Regions from separate parts of the Homo sapiens genome. Here region 1 is linked to region 2. The links are chromatin contacts, found by Hi-C or POLR2A ChIA-PET in ENCODE. All regions are on one chromosome and are shown on one strand. The core of a region is the stretch at or near the end of the contact, and the rest is flanking DNA. Distances in the headings are between cores, read along the strand shown. Region 1 overlaps CACNA1D (calcium voltage-gated channel subunit alpha1 D). Region 2 overlaps CACNA1D (calcium voltage-gated channel subunit alpha1 D).

Evidence for each region. Hi-C counts contacts between places; a loop is a spot of excess contacts on that map. ChIA-PET counts read pairs that join two places held with the same protein, here RNA polymerase II (POLR2A). Pooled maps may share reads with other maps.
Region 1: a pooled map shows a loop between it and region 2 (2.4-fold over the local background). The contact joins two enhancer-like sites. A Hi-C loop is called at or near these places in 7 of 50 pooled maps. POLR2A ChIA-PET finds 5 or more read pairs at or near these places in 3 of 52 experiments (H1, activated CD4-positive, alpha-beta T cell and activated CD4-positive, alpha-beta memory T cell).

Annotation. Positions count from the first base shown.
Region 1 is chr3:53,747,784-53,750,972 of GRCh38, forward strand. CACNA1D (calcium voltage-gated channel subunit alpha1 D) reads left to right here. Exons shown (of 48, transcript NM_001128840.3): 27 at 1,485-1,686. Among named protein-coding and RNA genes, the nearest start is that of CHDH, 97 kb to the right of the region's middle. RefSeq lists an enhancer at 1,490-1,689. Within about 2 kb of position 1,813, at least 5 of the 41 ENCODE cell types and tissues checked have a DNase peak (open chromatin) inside an H3K27ac peak, as active enhancers do.
Region 2 is chr3:53,709,007-53,712,104 of GRCh38, forward strand. All of the region lies in intron 9 of CACNA1D (calcium voltage-gated channel subunit alpha1 D), which reads left to right. Among named protein-coding and RNA genes, the nearest start is that of CHDH, 140 kb to the right of the region's middle. Within about 2 kb of position 1,310, at least 2 of the 41 ENCODE cell types and tissues checked have a DNase peak (open chromatin) inside an H3K27ac peak, as active enhancers do.

The DNA of each region.
Region 1 (3,189 bases), core at 563-3,062, 39 kb after region 2:
TTCATTCATTCATTCATTCATTCATTCATTCATTCTAATATATTCCCAGTTGCGGACAGTTGCTGTTATGCCATCTCTTTTACTGAGCACCTGCTCGCTCATTTACAGACCATGCTGTGCAGAGGCTTGTGTCTCCCCACCCGTTAAAAATGTCTAACTGGGCTCTGGCTGACTGCGTGCTTAGATACCAGCTCTGTGCAACATGGCATGTTAGGCACTGTGGAGGAAACAGTGTCTAAACATGCTTCCTCTCCTCAAGCCCAAATCAAATCAGTGTCAAGTGGTCAAACCAGGCAGGTGGTCTGGTGTGTCCTAGATGTGCAGAACAGGGTCCTGAAGAATGGCTAAGATGTTGATGGGTAAAGTAAGAAGAGCAGGTAAGGAGAAGTTAGAATTTGAAAGGGAGAATCCTCTGTGCTTTCGTGTTGCTCTTTGCTTCTGGAGCTCCCACCCCCAGCTCCTGCCATCAGTGTGCAAACACACCTAGAGTCCTGGATACCCGGTCCCCATGCATAGATGAGCTGCAGGAGGTGGGCAGGCTGGGGCTCGCAGGCCAGCAGAGTTCTTGGGGTGTGTGTAAGAGTCAGATATTTTCAGGAGCTCCTGTAGGATAAAGAGACAGTCAGGTGGGGCTTGTTCATTAGGGATTTAATCCTGGGAGAACAGAGGCATGGAGTAAGGCCCTTCACTGTGTGCAGGCACAGGCTATAGTGTCAGGCTTTGAACACTGTACTTGAGCAAATCATGGTGGCAGCTGAGGAGAAAGGAGCAAACCTGGGACTCGGGGCTTGGAGGAACTGGCTCAACTCCTGGCTCTGCCCCCAAGGAGTGTGACTGTGGCACTTTGATACCTCCCTGAATATTCCTATGATGGGGATGATAGTAATGTCTGCCTTCCCAGATGGATGTGAGGATTAAGGGAGAGGCTGTGAAAGTGTCTCGGGAAGCCTATGCATGGGCTGGGTGCCCCAGAAGTGTTGAATCTGCATCAGAATGGGGATCAATGGACCCCAAGGGTGTTACAGTAATCCCCCTCTTCCTGTTAAGAGTTCCGCTAGGCATAGCTTTAATTTTAGTGCATATCTCTGTTTGGGGAAGCACCCTTAGTTCTTTGGAACTACTCTGGTTGGTCACTTACTGTCTTGCCAGTGTGCATAGTTTTCACTTCCTCCAGTGTCTTACACGTGATATTCTTCCTCTCTGAATAGAAAGGAGTGTTTTAGGATATTTGTGAAATCTTTTGATTTTCAGTTCCTCAGAACAGTCCCTCGATGATGATATCCTGGGTGCCCCCTCCTCTTAGTGCTGGCTGTTTGGGCCTGAGGCTGATGGGAGAGACCTGGTTGTGTCCAGCAGCCTTGGGGTGGGTTCCCAGCGAGTGCTCATGAGAGGAGTTCTGGAGAGGGAGGACCTGGGAAGGCAGCGGGCTGGGCCGTGTGGGCTGGGGGGCTTGGCAGGTCCTCACTTGGTTTTTCTCTCTCTAGGTTGCTGTATAAAGCCATCGACTCGAATGGAGAGAACATCGGCCCAATCTACAACCACCGCGTGGAGATCTCCATCTTCTTCATCATCTACATCATCATTGTAGCTTTCTTCATGATGAACATCTTTGTGGGCTTTGTCATCGTTACATTTCAGGAACAAGGAGAAAAAGAGTATAAGAACTGTGAGCTGGACAAAAATCAGGTTAAAGTCACACACTGTTTTGGCTTCTGTCCCTTGGTCAGGAGCGGAGTGCCTTCTTTATTGACTGATTTCCCCCATACCCAGAGAAGGGCACCCACATACTGTCTGTCCCTGGGGCTAGGGCCCTGTTCTAAGCACACCCTCAGCCCATTTGAGTCATCACTGCTGAGCGTTAGGTTTCCCGATACATATGAGACTTTGTAATTATGAAATCCATCGCCAGACCTGGTGGTATGAAATCAGAGAGTGCTTACGCCACCTGCCATGGTCATGACCCACTAGTGATGTATCAGAATCTTAGTTGGGGTGCTGTGGCCACTCACACAGACATTCACAGTCCCTACTGGGAGATGGTCTTTAAAGCCACTTAGGGCAGTTTCTTACCCTTGGTGCTATTAGCATTTCAGTCTGGGATGATTCTTGGTTGTGTTTCCTGGGCTTTTTAGGCTGTTTAGCAGCATCCGTGGCTTCCAGCTGTTAGATGCCAATGGTTCGTCTTCCCCTGGTAGCAGTAACCAAAATGTCTCCAGACATTGCCAAGTGTCCTTTGGGGGGCAAAGCTGCCCCTTGTTGAGAACTGCTGACCGAGGGGGGAATACCCTGCATCACCCCAGGGAAGTCAGTAACTTTGAATTTGGGACTAAGATTGTATTGGCATCATTCTTGATCTGACACCGTGTTTTAGCCAGTCTGGTAGAAGTAGGAGCCTTTTGCTCGGGTGACGTGGTGAGGAGAGGGAGCCCTGTGCTCTGGGCTATCTTCCTACACCTGCACTGTGACCCTAGGTGCCCTCTGATCCCTGCTGGGGCTTGATCCCTCATCTCTAAATCGAGGGCATTAAGGAGCTGCTCTTTAGAGATTCCTTGCAGCCCTGAAAGAGTCTACAAGATCGAGATTCTTTTCTGGGAGTTTCCCCGGGTCCTCTATCAGTAGCATCTCTGTTTTGATGACGACGTCGCAAGCAAGAATGATCTGGTAGCCTAGGCTTCCTCAGAGGAAGTGGCCCAGGCACGGCAAGCCAACCATAGCTGGCTGTACCCACTGGGAAATGTGAGAACATGCCGGTTTGTGTTTGCAGGAAGATTTTCCTTTGAGTTGTCAGGGTGTCCCTGTAGACTCCACCAGTGATTGTCAGGGAGAGGTCTGGCCCAGCAATTTGCTCACCCAAGGAAGAGGAGTGTCAGAGCAAGGCCAGGCCAGCCACGCAGAGCCAGCGCTGAAAGTGTGTCAGCCTCTGAGGTCCAGCACAGGCTTGAATTGGGGGTCCCTGGAGTGAGCATGTGAGGTCAGAGCAGCGCCGGGTCCCAGACACTGGGAACCTGTCCGAAGCCTGCACCCAGAGTCAAAGCAGGAGAGCGGGGGTAGGTCTAGGCTCTCAATGCTGAGCTGAGGGCTCTTGGGGCTAGAGGTTCCCTCTGGGCCTGCTGCAGAGGGTGGACCAGCCCCACTACCCAGAGTAAGTGAGAAAGTGCTCCAGCTGGGTCCCAACCTGTGTTCAATCCA
Region 2 (3,098 bases), core at 60-2,559:
CACTCTACAGCACGTGGACCTCTACTTTATAGAGGTCTCTCCACCATGAGACCATCAGCTCCATGGGTGCAGCAGGAATAGGGTCTGTTTCTGCCCTCTGTTGTGTGGCTGCACCCAGCACAGTGCTTGTCCCATACATGAGCATGCCATTACTTCCTTCTTGAATGAAAGAACATAGAGTAATAATAACTAGCATTTGTCAGGTGCTTTCTGTGTGTGAGACACTGTTCCAAAGGCTGTGGGTGAATACATTCATTCTTCTTCACACAACTCTGTGAGACAGGAACTTGACAGATGGGGAAACTAAAGCACAAAGCAGTTCAGTAGCTTCCCAAGGCCATGTGACTTACGTGGCAAAGCTGGGATTTGAACCCAAGCTCTGCCACAGTCTGCAGGCTAACTATCATTAACCCCTGCAAACACATGCCCCTGTGTCTGCGTGCTCGTGTTCATGGTTTTGTGGGAGAGGATACAAGAAAAGGGTCTGCTGTGTCAGAAAGGATGCACATTTTAGGAACGTGAGTATTCTGCCTACCCATAGTGTGCAGGTGTCTGTGCTGCCCATGCCCTTGCTTACTCCAGCATTCCTGCTGCTGTCTCACACTGCTTCGCACAACCCTCCCCTAGAGCACAGGGTCCGTACTCTAAAGACTAGCTGGCTTAGAGTGATCATGGAATCATGGGGCTGCAAGGGGTTAAAGATCCTAGAGTCATTTCTCTCGTGACCTGGTGGTCATGGGAGAGTCGTAGTGATGACAGTAGTGGTGGTTGATTGTGCCTTGCCAAAGCTGGGCACATTGCTTTTATTACTGTCTCCACTGTTCACCTCTTACAACAACCTTACGCAGTACAGGTCCAATTATTATTGACATCTTACAGGTGTGGAGGAAACTAAGGCTTCACAGTATCAGGTAACCTGTCCACAGTCTTCTGACATGGAAGTGACAGGGCTGGGGTTAGACCTGGCCTGTCAGAGTCCAGAGCCCACCTTTTGAACTCCCACCTGTCCTGTCCCATATGGTAGTGCTGTTTGGAATCACATATCCAGTCTGTACAGGGCTCCTGACTCCCCCTAAAGTGCCTTTTCCTTAATACCCTACTTAGATGGGAAGCCAAACCCTGGAAACCTTTATCTAGCATGGGTTAGCTGGTTGTTGATTTAGAACAGGTTCTTAAAGACAGGTGTTTGTGTAATAGCTGTGGAAAGGGCACTTCCTCTCCGCTGTTCTGATGCTGAGCTGGATTCCTAGCAGGAGGGGTCTGGGGCAGGCGGGCGTCCATTGCGTGAGGCAACCTGGCTGGCAGGGCTGGCCGCGTGGGGCCCTGGTTTGGCTGCTGTTGCTGCCCTCTGCTGCTTCATAATGAAATTGCCTGTGTTCAACCTGAAGGGGTCACAGTGGCCGACTTGCTTAAAGAGGATAAGAAGAAAAAGAAGTTTTGCTGCTTTCGGCAACGCAGGGCTAAAGATCATGGTAAATTGCTGAGACTGAGCTTTCTTTTTCCGCAACATCTCTGATACCTTTTCCTTGCACATAGGCATTGTGTGAAGTGCATGTGCCGTGTGGTGTGTTCAGAAGATGCCTATATTTTAATTGCTTGATTTCTTTCTTCTTGTCTTTTTCCAAAATAATGTGCCCTTACCAAGATAGCATTGCAGTTTTCTTTTTGTTTGAACTGTACCTTATAAAGAAGCAGCTGAACCAACTCAAAAAATGTACTTGATTCGGCATGAATATTCTTAGACTGGAAGGCAGACTTTTAAAATACTTTTCCCCAAATGATTTTTTTAAATTTAAACCGTTTAGAAATTCCAATAATGTTATTTGATTGATTTTTTTTTCTCCAGGCTACATGTTTCAAATTGCTTCTCTGTCTTTTAGTCTCTGGCTACTTTGCCCAGGACTATGCCAAAGCTAGTAGTGGCAGCTTTAAGAATGAAATTAGCTGGATGCAGTGGCTCACACCTGTAATTCCAGCACTTTAGGAAGCCGAGGCAGGAGGATCACTTGAAGCCAGGAGTTTGAGACTAGCCTGGGCAACAAAGTGAGACCCTGTGTCTACCAAAAATTGTAAACAAAGAAGCAAACAAAAAAATCAGGTGTGGTGGTGCATGCCTATAGTCCCCAGCTACTTGGGAGGCTGAGGCAAGAGGATTGCATAAGCCCAGGAGTTCGAGGCTGCAGTCAGCGATATTGCGCCATTACACTCCAGCCTGGGTAACAGAGTGCGATCTCTGTCTCTTAAAAAATCAAAATAAATAAAAATAGACTTCAGGGATGCAAAGATTTGGGGGCACTTGCCTTTGAAAGTGAGAATGGGCTCGTGTGGGAAAGTTATATTTCCAGATATGTCCTAAAATGATGCTAAACATACCCTTCCTCAGAATCCCTGGAGTAGCTGTCAGGCCCATCCCCAGGCAGACAGTTAGGTGAGCAGCTGGCTCCCTGCCTTGCTCTGCCCAAGTCATGGCAGTGGTTCGACAGCAGCACAAAGCTTTGCCTATGCACACCAGCACAGTCGACCCAGTTCTGCCACCAGGATCGGCCCTGGTCACCTGACTCTGGGGAAAGTCTGTTTAAGGAGATTCAGACAGCAGGGACGTGAAGCCAACAACTAAGGGAACAGAGGGGACACACTGTACTCTTTTCTTTGAAGTGGCCTCTGGCCCCATGGGAATGCTGAGCTGAGAGGTTATGGGACGCAGATGGGAACAACCCGTGGATATCTGAAGAGGGTTATATTAGAGTCTAGGTCTCATCAGAAGGCCTAAAAGTGAAAAGGAATTAAGAGATTATCAGATATAAGCCCTTGTCATTCAGCACGTTGTGGACCCCAAAGGAGGGAGAAGAGGAGGTGGAACTTGCCTGAGGTGGGACAGTGAGTTAGGGGCAGAGTTGGGGCTGCCTTTTTTATCTGTAGCATTCACGGAAGGTTTATGAACAGGAGGCTGGGCTTGATGCAGCACCTGAAGGTGTCTGCAAGAAGAATGGCCTTCAGCTAAGCAGGAAATAGTGTCATGGACATAAGAAAAAACATCTTTAAAGACTGACATAGGAATATAGCTCTGGAGAGGTTACCAAAAGGAGATAAATGATTTC